Linked DNA regions of Mus musculus: region 1 is linked to region 2. A link is a loop called in an ENCODE intact Hi-C map of the cell type or tissue named here. Cell type or tissue: left cerebral cortex. All regions are shown on one strand.

What was found. A loop is a pair of places that touch in the nucleus more often than their neighbours do. Peaks named below come from ENCODE experiments on the same cell type or tissue, not always from the same donor. Only the 100,000 strongest peaks of a DNase experiment are listed, where the experiment ranks them.
Region 1: it touches region 2 in a loop (7-fold over the local background); 2 of 42 quality-filtered maps call a loop at or near these places.

The regions. Positions count from the first base shown.
Region 1 is chr4:27,998,653-28,006,652 of GRCm38, forward strand. No RefSeq gene overlaps it. Among named protein-coding and RNA genes, the nearest start is that of n-TIaat2, 98 kb to the left of the region's middle. In left cerebral cortex, no CTCF peak of the experiment used is centred here; a DNase peak (open chromatin) is centred at 3,391.
Region 2 is chr4:28,293,471-28,301,470 of GRCm38, forward strand. The region is part of intron 2 of Gm52725 (a long non-coding RNA gene); the gene reads left to right. Among named protein-coding and RNA genes, the nearest start is that of Gm25378, 68 kb to the right of the region's middle. In left cerebral cortex, no CTCF peak of the experiment used is centred here; DNase peaks (open chromatin) are centred at 4,419, 5,626 and 6,741; H3K27ac peaks cover 1,321 bases.

The sequences.
Region 1 (8,000 bases), 290 kb before region 2:
GTCGAAGATCAAGTGACCGTAGGTGTGTGGGTTCATTTCTGGGTCTTCAATTGTATTCCATTGGTCTACTTGTCTGTCTCTATACCAGTACCATGCAGTTTTTATCACAATTGCCCTGTAGTAAAGCTTTAGGTCAGGCATGGTGATTCCACCAGAGGTTCTTTTATCCTTGAGAAGAGTTTTTGCTATCCTAGGTTTTTTGTTATTCCAGATGAATTTGCAAATTGCTCCTTCTAATTCGTTGAAGAATTGAGTTGGAATTTTGATGGGGATTGCATTGAATCTGTAGATTGCTTTTGGCAAGATAGCCATTTTTACAATGTTGATCCTGCCAATCCATGAGCATGGGAGATCTTTCCATCTTCTGAGATCTTCTTTAATTTCTTTCTTCAGAGACTTGAAGTTTTTATCATACAGATCTTTTACTTCCTTAGTTAGAGTTACGCCGAGATATTTTATATTATTTGTGACTATTGAGAAGGGTGTTGTTTCCCTAATTTCTTTCTCAGCCTGTTTATTCTTTGTGTAGAGAAAGGCCATTGACTTGTTTGAGTTAATTTTATATCCAGCTACTTCACCAAAGCTGTTTATCAGGTTTAGGAGTTCAGTGAGTTATCAGTACATTTAAACATAACATTTCTATCAAAGGACAATGAATTCTGGGAATATTGTAAAGATTAAAAAAGAAGCGATGAGAATAAAGTTGTCAAGTCAGCCAAGAGAACCCATGCTTCGATTTTATAATGGAAATAAAAAGAGTAACAGTGAGTAACAGGATTCTTCCCTATAAGTTATTAGCCATGGATGTCTCAAATGTCCTCATAGCAGGCTACTTCTCTGGCTTGTGATTGCCCAGTATAACTCTATGATCATATTCATTAATGAAGGGATTATTACAAACTTCTATTTCAAGATACATATATCAATCTCAAACTGACATGGAATGTCTACCTGATACATAGCTTGTACAGTGCAGGGAGGTGCTATTCTGGCAGAAAGAATATATGGATTCTCTTATGCAGTGCTGTGCTCAAGGGTTATTCCACTAAAGCAATTTCATGCCTGGAACTGAAACCACATCAAAACCTATCATTAGGAAGATGACAGGCCCTGGAATCAGGACTATACTGTTGTTTGTCTAGAAGGTCATGTATCCAAACTGACTTATAAATATGAATTTTTACATTCATAGAACTGGATCCCGGCACCCTTAGACAGAGAAGCTTCGTTTTACACTGGGTATTGGTAACTTGAAGCCATACACTTCAAGTTCTGTTGTAGATGGTTTCCTTATACAATCTCTTCCCACTCAAAGCTCAAAGGAGATCATGAAAAAAGTATAAGAAAAACTGTGACAGGCTAGGATAGAAAAGGCCCCTTGAAATGCGGTTTCCTGGAAACTAAAAAGCCATTACTCACATGCATTCCAGTAGCTGACATTGGTTCCCTGTACAAGGCATTCACAATGTCAAGCTAGTTAGAATTCCAGCCCCGATGGAGTAGAACAAGGGTCCTGAGACTTTACCTTTAGTTCAGAAACTATAGACAGTTGATGCCTGCTAAGAAAATTAAAAAATCACTTTTAGTTCTCCAACCAAAGTGGACACTGATAGGTTGCCCATGTGTCGGTGGATGGGATCGCACTCATTCCCATGTGAGTACCATTGACTGCACTCAGTGAGCTATTAACTTTAAAAAGCAGGACATGAGTTTGGAAGGAAAATGTGTTGGAGCATCGCAGGGAAGATCTAAAAGGAGACAGTAGGTAGTAAGTACAATTAGAATGAACTGCACATGTACATAAAAGTTCCAAACAATGGATTTTTTTTTAAAATAAAACAAGAAAAAGTCCTAATCCAGTGTATTGGTCTGAGAATTTAGCGTATATATCATGGCCATAAAGAAGTCTTACAATAGAAATTGTTCTGTTTTAGATTTGAATGATCAACAAATTCAGTATTTTTACACAATTGTCTCTGTTCCAAAACACCTAGAGGGCCAAAAGACATTGGTGTGCTTAAGCATTATATTTATTGACTGTGACTCTACCTATCAGGAGATATCTGCCAAGAATGATGAGCTGTCCCAGGAGGATGAGTCAATGTACAAGTTTGTATTAGCCCAGATTATATCACATTCATATGCTTCTGCACGATCAATATATCATATAAAACCAAACCCTCAATGTTTGAGATATCCCTGGTAACTTGCATATTGGAAAGAAAAGTATATATCATGTCCATTTTGTGAACTTGAAGATATACAAAGTGTCTTGTTAATGTTTGAAAAATATCATAAAAATATAATTAGATATAAAAGTATCTGTTTATTTTTCCTAAATAGATATAGCATAAAGAACTAAGATCCTGACCATACCCAGACAATTAAACATGATCATGTCTCTCAGAAGAAAGATATTAGAAACTCCACAGTTAAATGTAACACACAAACACACACACACACACACACACACACACACACACACACACACACACATACACACACACTTCTCTAGTGGGTGTGTTTAGTTTTTTTCAAGAATCATTACTTGTCCTTATAATGCTTCTATAGAGATTTGCTGTGACTCAGTTAGAGTAGTCTGACAATTCTGCTGGTCTTCCCTTTCTCTGACATTGACCCTGGTACTGAGTGGAAAATCCCAATAAGAAGCCTCTTTAAAAACTCCCCCTAATGAGATGCATTTCCTCCTTGGTCTGTAGGGAGATATGTTTGCACCTGATGCTCGTTGGCTTTCTTATGAAAAGATCACGTTCTTTCACTTCTGCTTCAAAGATTTTTATTCACCAAGTGGATTCAGATACCACAAGCTAGATTACATTAGTCTCCATGAAATGCTTTGGCCCTTTCCTCTGTAGTTAAGTGTACTTCTAAATGAAACACGGTGAAATGATCGGGATGATGCTGAGCACAACAGAGAACATAATGAGCATCTATCAATGCTTTCATCTAACCAATTGCAAGTGGATGTGTGGAAAGCAGAAACACTGCAGAACACTCTAAGCTATCATCCTCAGTGCCAGCCTTTATAATGACCCTCGAATTAAATAATGAAAGTAAAAAGGGACATGAGCCACATTAATTTTTTTTTTGTTCCTCATTATCATTTTCGTCCTTTGTTAATCTTCTGAGAATTGATTTCCACATTCCCATGGCTGTTTTCTAAGGAGAACGTGCCCAGCCACCTCCCTCTCATTGTATTGGTTACACTGTTATTTCTGGTGACACTGAAGGACTTCAAAGTGGCCCTTCAATCTGTATCATTTATCAACTTTTCCTGCCCATTCAGTACTACCCTCGTGTCCCACTGAGCCACTGGCAGCAGCACAGCAGGCCTAAAACAAGACTGAACTGGCAGATGTAGGAGTGTGCAGTTGGACAAGAATAAGTGAGAGGCTGGAAGATGACAGCAGCGTGGTGTGTACAGTCTTCCTCTGAAGCTGTGAAAAGTTGCAATGGAAAACTACATCCCCCCTATTTACAGAGTGTTTAGTAATAAATCATGGCTTGTTTGAAAGGATCAACATCTCAAGATGAGGAAACTGAATGACAGAAGGAAGAAGCTTGCCCGACACTAGCTGGCATGTCAGTTGCAGGCAAAGTTGTGTTCCCCTGTAGAGAGCAGACCAGAGGAATGTGTCCTTCAATCATGAGCACAAGACTTCAAATACCAGCTGTTCCAAAGTTGTCATATTCTTTTCTTCTGGAGGATAATAATAGTTTGTTACCAAGAAGTGCTTTGACATTATGTGTGAGTTTTTTCACTGATTTATTTATAAAATATTCCCAGTTTTGTAAGTTTTCAAATATCTATAGAAATTTTTATTTGTCATTTTGAAAGACATCAATTTGGTTTTGCAGGATGTCTCATTGTTTCTCTTTGATTACTGTGCTTTGTATGTCTAAGAGCTGAAGACTTTAAATTTTTTTTCTCTACCTAGTTGCTCTTGTATTATACATGAGCTGTCTTCATATTCCCTCTGTGACTAATCATAGTTGTTAATTATATTTTTAAAATATACTTCCTTTTCCAAGTTATAATTCTCTTTTAGGTTTGTAGCTTATTTTGCCATTGCTACTTATCTGTTTTCTTTTTTATTCTACTTTTAGTTTTCTATGTTATAATTGCTTCTTCGGGCTGGAGAGATGGCTAAGCAGTTACAATTACTGATAACTAGTCACTAATTCAAAGGCCCTGAGTTCAATTTCCACCACCCACATGGTGCTTCACAGTCATCTGTAACTCCAGATCTAGGGTATCTGGCCTCTATGGACATCAGGTTTGTTAATGGTACACAGATAAATGCAGGAAAAGCATTCATAATATTAAAGATTGGGTTGTTTCTCAAATATCTGGCAAGCACTGTTGCATTGCTCATAGTTAAGAATGATATGTCAAATATCTCTGGAAACTTTGAGTGCAGATACAGAACACCAATTGCACATTGAAGTTTTAGTTATCTAATTGCATGACTTCACTGGAGGCTTTAATATGAATATCTTATTTTTCTGCTGCTTATGATTGAGAAATAAATACCCAACCACACATTTTGCAGAAAAAGCTGTATGATTAATATTGCAGGCATGACTAAGAGAGATGTGTTGAGAATTTGTGTTTAGCATGCAATATTTACTAGACTGATTCCTCCAAACCAAACACATGCCTGCTGTATGCACACATTTTGCTATGACTGGAGAAGCTATGCGCAGGACTAAGGATGGCATGTGTGGACTGTTGACTAGTACCTTTTTTTCCTGCGATCTATTCAATCTAAACTCAGGCACAGCTTTTGCTGTTAATCATGTCTTCAGGTGGCTGTGCCTGACATACTGACAAGCTTTCCTTGCTGCAAGAAAGTAAACCCTCAACAAACCAAAAAGAAGACAGCCACAAGAACAGAATGCCAACCCTAACAACAAAAATAAAAAGAAGCAACAATTACTTTTCCTTAATATCTCTTAATATCAATGGACTCAATTCCCCAATAAAAAGACATAGACTAACAGACTGGCTACACAAACAGGACCCAACATTCTGCTGCTTACAGGAAACCCATCTCAGGGAAAAAGACAGACACTACCTCAGAGTGAAAGGCTGGAAAACAATTTTCCAAGCAAATGGACTGAAGAAACAAGCTGGAGTAGCCATTTTAATATCGGATAAAATCGACTTCCAACCCAAAGTTATCAAAAAAGACAAGGAGGGACACTTCATACTCATCAAAGGTAAAATCCTCCAAGAGGAACTCTCAATTCTGAATATCTACGCTCCAAATGCAAGGGCAGCCACATTCATTAAAGACACTTTAGTAAAGCTCAAAGCACACATTGCACCTCACACAATAATAGTGGGAGACTTCAACACACCACTTTCATCAATGGACAGATCGTGGAAACAGAAACTAAACAGGGACACAGTGAAACTAACAGAAGTTATGAAACAAATGGACCTGACAGATATCTACAGAACATTTTATCCTAAAACAAAAGGATATACCTTCTTCTCAGCACCTCATGGTACCTTTTCCAAAATTGACCATATAATTGGTCACAAAACAGGCCTCAACAGATACAAAAATATTGAAATTGTCCCATGTATCCTATCAGACCACCATGGACTAAGACTGATCTTCAATAACAACGTAAATAATGGAAAGCCAACATTCACGTGGAAACTGAATAACACTCTTCTCAATGATACCTTGGTCAAGGAAGGAATAAAGAAAGAAATTAAAGACTTTTTAGAGTTTAATGAAAATGAAGCCACAACGTACCCAAACCTATGGGACACAATGAAAGCATTTCTAAGAGGGAAACTCATAGCTCTGAGTGCCTCCAAGAAGAAACGGGAGACAGCACATACTAGCAGCCTGACAACACATCTAAAAGCTCTAGAAAAAAAGGAAGCAAATTCACGCAAGAGGAGTAGACGACAGGAAATAATCAAACTCAGGCGTGAAATCAACCAAGTGGAAACAAGAAGAACTATTCAAAGAATTAACCAAACAAGGAGTTGGTTCTTTGAGAAAATCAACAAGATAGATAAACCCTCAGCTAGACTCACTAGAGGGCACAGGGACAAAATCCTAATTAACAAAATCAGAAATGAAAAGGGAGACATAACAACAGATACTGAAGAAATCCAAAACACCATCAGATCCTTCTACAAAAGGCTATACTCAACAAAACTGGAAAACCTGGATGAAATGCACAAATTTCTGGACAGATACCAGGTACCAAAGTTGAATCAGGATCAAGTTGACCATCTAAACAGTCCCATTTCCCCTAAAGAAATAGAAGCAGTTATTAATAGTCTCCCAGCCAAAAAAAGCCGAGGACCAGACAGGTTTAGTGCAGAGTTCTATCAGACCTTCAAAGAAGATCTAATTCCAGTTCTGCACAAACTATTTCACAAAATAGAAGTAGAAGGTACTCTACCCAACTCATTTTATGAAGCCACTATTACTCTGATAGCTAAACCACAGAAAGATCCAACAAAGATAGAGAACTTCAGACCAATTTCTCTTATGAATATCGATGCAAAAATCCTCAATAAAATTCTCGCTAACCGAATCCAAGAACACATTAAAGCAATCATCCATCCTGACCAAGTAGATTTTATTCCAGGGATGCAGGGATGGTTTAATATACAAAAATCCATCAATGTAATCCATTATATAAACAAACTCAAAGACAAAAACCACATGATCATCTCGTTAGATGCAGAAAAAGCATTTGACAAGATCCAACACCCATTCATGATAAAAGTCTTGGAAAGATCAGGAATTCAAGGCCCATACATAAACATGATAAAAGCAATCTACAGCAAACCAGTAGCCAACAACAAAGTAAATGAAGAGAAGCTGGAAGCAATCCCATTAAAATCAGGGACTAGACAAGGTTGCCCATTTTCTCCCTACCTTTTCAACATAGTACTTGAAGTATTAGCCAGAGCAATTCGACAACAAAAGGAGATCAAGGGGATACAAATTGGAAAAGAGGAAGTCAAAATATCACTTTTTGTAGATGATATGATAGTATATATGAGTGACCCTAAAAATTCCACCAGAGAACTCCTAAACCTGATAAACAGCTTCAATGAAGTAGCTGGATATAAAATTAACTCAAACAAGTCAATGGCCTTTCGCTACACAGAGAATAAACAGGCTGAGAAAGAAGTTAGGGAAACAACACCCTTCTCAATAGTCACAGATAATATAAAATATCTCGGCGTGACTCTAACTAATGAAGTGAAAGATCTGTATGATAAGAACTTCAAGTCTCTGAAGAAAGAAATTAAAGAAGATCTCAGAAGATGGAAAGATCTCCCATGCTCATGGATTGGCAGGATCAACATTGTAAAAATGGCTATCTTGCCAAAAGCAATCTACAGATTCAATGCAATCCCCATCAAAATTCCAACTCAATTCTTCAACGAATTAGAAGGAGCAATTTGCAAATTCATCTGGAATAACAAAAAACCTAGGATAGCAAAAACTCTTCTCAAGGATAAAAGAACCTCTGGTGGAATCATCATGCCTGACCTAAAGCTTTACTACAGAGCAATTGTGATAAAAACTGCATGGTACTGGTATAGAGACAGACAAGTAGACCAATGGAACAGAATTGAAGACCCAGAAATGAACCCACACACCTATGGTCACTTGATCTTCGACAAGGGAGCTAAAACCATCCAGTGGAAGAAAGACAGCATTTTCAACAATTGGTGCTGGCACAACTGGTTGTTATCATGTAGAAGAATGCGAATCGATCCATACTTATCTCCTTGTACTAAGGTCAAATCTAAGTGGATCAAGGAACTTCACATAAAACCAGAGACACTGAAACTTATACAGGAGAAAGTGGGGAAAAGCCTTGAAGATATGGGCACAGGGGAAAAATTCCTGAACAGAACAGCAATGGCTTGTGCTGTAAGATCGAGAATTGACAAATGGGACCTAATGAAACTCCAAAGTTTCTGC
Region 2 (8,000 bases):
GGATGGAAAAGTACAGAATCACACATGCGCAGACACATACCCAAACACAGACACACATACACAGTCGCCCATGCACACACATATACATGCAACCCACTAAAAACACTAATTTATCTGTTAATTGACCGATCAAGTGATAGATATGTTAGTGATGTTAGTATTTTATTGGGATATCTATCTATATGTATATCTATATATACATGGATATATATTTATATAGATGGATATATATTTATATAGATGGATATATATTTATTTTTATTGATAGATAGATAGATAGATAGATAGATAATCAGTAAGGTTAAAAAAAACTGTCATGAGGCAAAAGTTCTCCACAATACTATTGCGTATGCTTCCTGTGAACCATTTTCTTGCAGGAGTGGGGCCTGCTTTTATCTGTATACCCAGTGGAGATCTAAGAGAGAAAACTAATTTTTATTTCCAATCAGTTGTCAGTTGAAAACAACTTCTGGATTATGGATGGGAATTCGTGCCCAGTTCCCCTCTCAGTCCTGGAACCTCATCTGGCTGAGACTGTGCAGGCCCTGTGCGTGCTGACACAGTGTCAATGACAAGTTATGTCAAGAGGACACTGGATGCTTGGTGTCATCCACCCTCTTCAACTCTTACAACATTTTTCTTTACCTTTCTTTTTAAAATTAATTGAAATGTTAAGATTTTCTTAATCTTTAAACGGTGTTGCCAACATGATTATATATAGCCATGGTAAAGACATTAAAATGAGACTCTCTTCTCTCAAGAGAATGTATTTGGTCCCATGGTAGACTACCAGCAACAAAGTGGCTATACCATTGTGTATCCTCATCGATAATATATGAGAATAGATTTGTATCTTTGTATAGTTACAGCTGCTGGTAATACAAGTGTAGTTTGTAACTTCCATTGTGTGGCAATACCTCCTTATTAGTATATCTCATGTTTTCTAATGACTAATGGTGTTGTATATCTTTTTATATTCTTATGGCAAGAGAATCTCTACCAGGTGTTGAAATTGCCTATTTTAAAAATCAGCTTTGTATTTCCTATTTTTTTATATATTTAAAATTATAAACTAATCATATATGAAATTAGAATATGAACGTTTTTTTTAAAGGAGAGAATGAAAATCACATATGAATATACATGCAGGAAAGAACTATTTTAACATTTTTGGTGCATGCATTTTCTGACTATTACATTAATGTGAATGTATATTCTGCAAACTTGTAACCTGAATTTCTTTTATTACATCACCCTAAATGTTCAAAAATAGTCAAGGAATCAGAATGATTGAAATGTTACTGGCTGAGCAATTGACCCACAGATTCATTATTATCCCAAATCACAAATGCAAATTAGATAGTAGGATAATGCCAAGTATGTTGACATTAGCCTGTTATCCACAAATCCTTTGAAAAAAATACTTCCAAAAATATTTACATTATGAGGTGTAATAGTAGCAACATTACAAGTAAGAATTAGCAATGAAATCATTTTATGGTTGGGGTCACCACAACATGGGGAACTGTATAAAATGTGGGTCCTCAGGATGAAGAAGGTTGGGAGTCACTGCTCCAATCCCAGCAAGCGGGAGCCCCAGACAGAGTATTCGGCCTCATAGCAAGATCATATGCTAAAAAACAAAACGAACAAGAAACAAACTGAAAGAGGAAAATCCCAAGCCTAAGAAGAATCAAAATGAGAACACCACAGAGGTGTGATGGAGGGGCAGAAGGAACCACTTTTTAAAAGGTTTTAGAAATTAAAAATGTGGATTACAGAAAATACAAGACTTTCCCTTTAAGTGGCTCTTACAATTTTACCATCTTCCCTTCCACAGAGCTCCCTCCAACATGAGTGGAGGATTTTCATGAAAAACAAACAAACAATCAAAAACTGAATGTTTTAAATTTTTTCACAAGGAAGTTTAGGAATGTCTTTATTTGAGCTTAATGGGCCAAATGTACGCACGCATAATGCTTTTGTTTTCATTGTATGTCTTTTAATATAGTTCATATTAGTTTCTTTATGAGGCCAACTCTATAAATATGATTTCACTTGAGAAATGTGTTGATTTTAATGATTTGTATAAAAATATTGGCATATTATATAACTTTTAATTTATCAGGTTTGTCATATGATGCATGATGAAGTTTAAAATTATTTCCCAAACAGAGGTTGTCTGTATTGATCAAAAGCAAGTCACAGAGCATTTATAAGTGATTGCGAACTGACTTCGAACCACAAATCCATGTCCTACAATGACTCTAACATTTATTTCAATGGTTTAAGTTATAAGAATAATAATAATGAATGAATCAGAAAGGAAGGATGAGGTGAGATACATAAAATACTATATTACTTAAGAAAAAAGAGGACATGGAAGTATGAAAATATGTATAGTGGAAGAGACAATGAAGAGATTAGAAATGAAAAAATGTGAATATGAATTTGCTCCCAAATTACATATATTCACTTCCTCCCAAATTTATTTTACATTTTATTCATGAGATGTTAAAATATCTTCTCTAATATTTCTAAGATACCATTCTTTTTCATTTTGTAAAATATAAAAAAATGAGGACATAATTAAAAAGCTATTTGTTCTTCTCTCACATAAAAAATTGTTACAAAAATTGTACAGATCAGAAATTGCATGAATTTTACTTACAGGGTATATTTTGCTGATACTGCAATGCAATACATATACACTAATCTCATAATAAATAAGATTTATCTAACATGACTCCAGTCAACTATAACAATGTAGTTTGCTTCCTAAAGCCCATATGCACAAACAATTTTCATAATGATTACAGAAATGACTTCAGCAGAAAACAGTCAGGGATTTGAATGCTGACTATCATGTGCTACACATGAGATGGCACTCTAGTTTTCTATGATGTCTAAATCTCAGTTTCTTCAGTTGAAATTCTGAGTTTGTGTATGTGTCTGCTCTGAATAGATAGTGTTTCACCATAGGTGATACTGCTTCCAAAGTAGTTCTAAACCCCTCCACCAATCTTGGTTTATTTTTGTCTGTTGTCATACACTTAGAATTTTTTACCAATAAATACCACTATATACTATAAGCTTTGATATATATATATATATATATATATATATATATATATATACATATGTATGTGTATATATATGTATATATATATATATATATATATATATAAAATCTTTTGTGTGTGTGTGTGTGTGTGTGTGTGTGTGTGTGTGTGTGTGTGTGTGTGTATTGCTGCCGGTTTGCCTGATTTTAGCTGTTTTTTTTTCCCCAAAAGTGGTCTTTAAAATATTTGGCAGGTGTTATAGGATTTTAAAATAGACCATATCCCTCCCTTACAAAAAGGCAGAAATATGGTCAGGGATTTAGAAACAAGACAGAGTTCACTTTTTTTTTAACACTGCCAGAAACTGTCCTAAATGCATTACACATAGATTTATGTGAGCTTGCATGAATCCGTGCTAAAACGGAATACAGCAGATGGAATATTATTATTAATAGTCCTCGAAAACAATGTCTGAGAAATAACATTAGTGCAGGGAGTTCTTTCAGATCGGGGAGCCTTTGAAGTTAAAGCACAAACAAGATTCTAGCCTTTCCAAGTATCTACAGCATTATTAGGGATTGTGTTCTTAACCTTTTTGGTGTGTTTTAAAACACAGGATAAACAATCCCTCGGTACAATGGAATGGACATGACTAGGCATATTTGTCAAAGGGGATAATAGCGCAGAGTAGCCGCTAGGGAGAGTATGGTTAGAGTAGCAAACCAGGAGCCTAGAGTAGTGAGGATAGCTGGGTTCTAAGAATGCTGAGGAGCTGTGGGAAGGGGAGGGTCAGGAGCCTGGTGTAGGGCTTGGAGATGCAAGCCAAGTACTCATATGAAGGAACTGACAGAGCCTGGAGGCTAGAATGGATCTGCCTTATGCTGATAGGAAACACACATATATGTTAATTGGAGAGCCATATTTCTACTTTGACTGCTGGAAGGTAAATGACTTATTTTGGTAGATAGGACCAGGCTTCACAAGTTCCTGGTGAATGGTGGCTTGTATCAGACAGAAGTCTTATAGTCCTGATTAAGCTTGTTTCTGGATATTTGGACTGCCTTTTGGAGTTTGGGGGATTGGTGTTTCCTTTAGACCTGACAGTAATGGGCCATTAGTTATATAGCAGAATTGATTATAATTACAGTAAGGGTTAAGTTTATGGGAAAAGAGATTCTAGTTTGAAAATAAACACCTTTTCAGAAAAATTGCAACCTCACAGATGAAATCATTCTCTATCAACTAAAAAGCTTGCTTCCAGGACAGCCTAAGGAAAAGGGGATGGCAAATGCCTGTCCCTGGCTATAAGCTAAGCTGACATTGTGTGGGAAGGAACACAGGGTCCCTATCATTCTTGCTCAGGTCTGTGTGGTGAAATCAGTAGGGGGTGCCCTGCCCTCACTCTCAATCTCACTCCTCCCATTCTTATAACAGAGATTAACTTCATCTTTCCTTTTAAACAACAATAAACAAGAGCCCAATAATTGTAACCAATGTTATATGTAGATCTTCTCACTCTGTTTCAAAGTTCGTTCATTAGATTTCAGGGTAGAATTTTTATAACGTAAAACTTACATTGCTAACAATGAAAGTTATGAGCCCATGATGCAGTTAAAGCAGTTTTGTCTTTGTTATAGTTTTAAATATTTTCCTCATTGTGTGTGTGTGTGTGTGTGTGTGTGTGTGTGTGTGTGTGTGTGTGTGTGTGTTCATATTCTTTGGCACATCTGGAAATGTCATGACCACTTCTGGGAGTCATTTTTTGCCATTCTACCATGTAGGCACTGTGGAACGAATCCAGATTTTCAGTCTCAGACCCCTTTGACCACTGAGCCGTTTATCGTTCCCATATTTGTACATTTTTTTGATTAATGTTAAATATGTATCAGAATAAGATAGAAAGTAAACTCCATAAAGAAAATGTTGGTCCTTTTTTCTTAAATTTACCATATACTTGGTTGTGAACAGATACATGTAAAACAACAATGGGGGTTAAAGGATGAGTCTAGATAAGCAAGCACCTTAAACAATTTAGGAAATAGTCTACAAACTATACATGGTTAGGCAAGGACACAAAGTAAGCCTTTGGATTTGTAGCTCTGTAATCATAGTGCTAATCTTCCAAGTAGGCTGTGTGAACGACAGAGAGGTGGAGGGAGGCCGAGACAGAAAGGTACAAGAGTGTCAGGCGGGAGTTATACTCAGCATTCCATAAATAACTCTTTCCTCAGTGTCCCCTTACTCTCACTAGTATGGATAAGTAACATAGAAATTGCGTTTAGTTTTATGAATATAAATCAATAATTATTTAGTGAAAACTTTAAATATCTCAACATTTTAGGAGAATTGGTCTCATAAGCACAGCAGCCACTGAGCATGCGCTCCGAGGCCCTGTCAGTTCACCCAATCCATCTCCTGCCTCTGCTGTTTACCCAAGTGGCTCATGTTTCAACAGCTCCTTGGAAGTCTATATTCAGAATCGGAATGCAGCCTGAGAACATGTCTGTGGGCTGAGGAGTGGGAGGAAGGTTCACACTGTGATCACAGCCCAGTCTGTGCCTGCCTCTGCTCCAAGGACAGGAGCTTGCACTAAACCTGTATGGGAAAACCTGTGTGTTCCACAGCAGATGGTAGTGGGAGGGAAATCGTTTCTCTCCTTGTGTACTCCACGCAACCAATATTGCTCTTCTATGTGTAACAAATAAATGCGCTCCGCAGTAAAGTGACATAGAACTGCCCACATGAGTAAGTCAGAATGTGGGTCAGTGCCAACTGTTTCCTATACTGTGATTTTAGTCTAGAGAAGTATATTTTCACACCTACAGGGCCGTCAGCCTCAGGCAATTTCTCTGCATCAGTGGAGATTAAGTTCTCTTTAATTAAGAGATTAAAAACAGGGGTGAAGAATATCTTATTGCAGAGATGACTACAACCTTAAAAGTAACAAAACGTTAAATATCCAAACGTTGTAAAGTGAGAAATGCATTGTAAATTCTCTCTGTGCCTTGGCATTGGGCGTGATGTTTTGTGAGGCCCGCTCAGCTGACTTGCTAGCTGCACTCTGTAATTAGAGGCTTTCACTGTTAGAGACCCAAATAAACAACTCGAGACTTTTACTTGTGTGGGAAACTGTACTGAAACATCATTACCAAAAATTTTAAAACTCCATAGCAAATACTCATAGTGAAATATGACCAAAGGTGATGAAGAGTTACATTTGTAACATCAACTTACAAAACAAAACAAACAAACAAACAAAAACAACCAACCAACCAACCAACCAACCAAACAAACAAACAAAAAACCAACTTTGCCAGACAAGCTAGAGACAACTCATTTATGCTTTGTTTGGTCTCATGGCCTCAGGACTTCCCCAATTCGAGATTTAGAATCTCTTGAGACGAGTTATTTGCCAAGAGAGGAATCACATGTTAAATTAGACAGTGTTTGGGTTTGGTCTACATATTTCTACTATAAATAGAATGCTTTAGAGATAACGTTTTGAGCTATTCGAATAAGGTCGTGTCAGTAAGGCTGACTGCACAATAATGCTGGATTGACTGACAAACAGGGGTTCATTATAGATGGACACATCTTGAGGAACTCAAGCTATAACCGGCAATCTTTAATTGAAACTAGTCTCTTATCTGGTGAAGGTAACGATTTGTCATGCAGCTTATTCATTTACTGCTAATCACCAGGATTCGAGAGTCTGAAATCCCCGGCATTCAGAAACCTGTAAGAGGATTCGTGCACGTGTTCCACTTTGTGCGGCTGATTTGCAAAACAATGAGGCCGGTAATGATGCGAAAGATTGAACTGGCTCTCCTTGGGTCTCCTCTGTCTGAACTGATGGTTATTTGTAAAGAAGGCTCTTCGGAAGCCTGCTGTTCCCACAGGATGAGGAGCAGCCAGTCACTGGGTTGAGGATGACATCCGAAGTCAGGGATCAGAAATCAGTCAGTTAATAGCTTTGCACTTAGAATTGTCTAACTTTTTTTTTTTTTTTTTTTTTTTTGCTTTGTTAAAGGCCAATTTTCTAACACAAAAAGTCATTTTCACATCCTTGATATATCATAGACTGCACAGCTCTTTGAAAATAGCACCACTTTAAGTGATTTCTTTTTAAAGCAAGATAATTTTCTAAATATTTTATGCATCCAACCACTTTGTAATTTATGTTGATGTAATACAGACCCAGGAAACAAAAAAACAAAAAACAGTTCTTGTGAATCTAAAAAGCAATGAACACTCCATAGGGTAGTTGCGATTATGTTACAAGTGCTGTTATAACAACAAATTGTTTTAGGTGGGGGTGAATCAGCCTTTTCTCTCATTGCTAGAAAGGTTAAATTGGTGCTTTTTCCAGTGTAAAAAAGCTATTTTCAATATCCCAGGAAAGTATGGAAATATGTTTATTCTTCATGACTTTTCTATTTATATTACAAATAGATTTGTACTTAATTCAAGGTTTGAGAACTTAAAATTTTAACCAAGGTAAAAACTAAAGGAGTTTGAAGAAAATGCCAAAGGCAGTATAAAGTGGCTAAGAAAGTATTTAGAAACTGTCAGTTAATTATATTCCTACATAAACACACACACACACACACACACACACACACACACACACTATTCAGAATGAAAAAAAAAATCCCTTCCTTTTAAAAGAGAAAAGCCAAATCAGTGTCAAGTAGTAAACTGTTACCAATGGATAGAAGAGAGAAGGAAAGAAGGGAGGGAGGGTTGGGTAGGAAGAACGCAGGCTCAGGGAAAAGGGTGAATGATGGCATCTTCTTTTATATTCTAAGTAGAATCCTTTCATCTCATGGTTCCTTCAAGACTGTCTTTAAAGATACAGCTAAAAAGGGGTCATTAGCCATTCATCAAAACTCCAGACCTATGGACTAAACAAAAAGGGACAGACAAAAACAGAAAAGA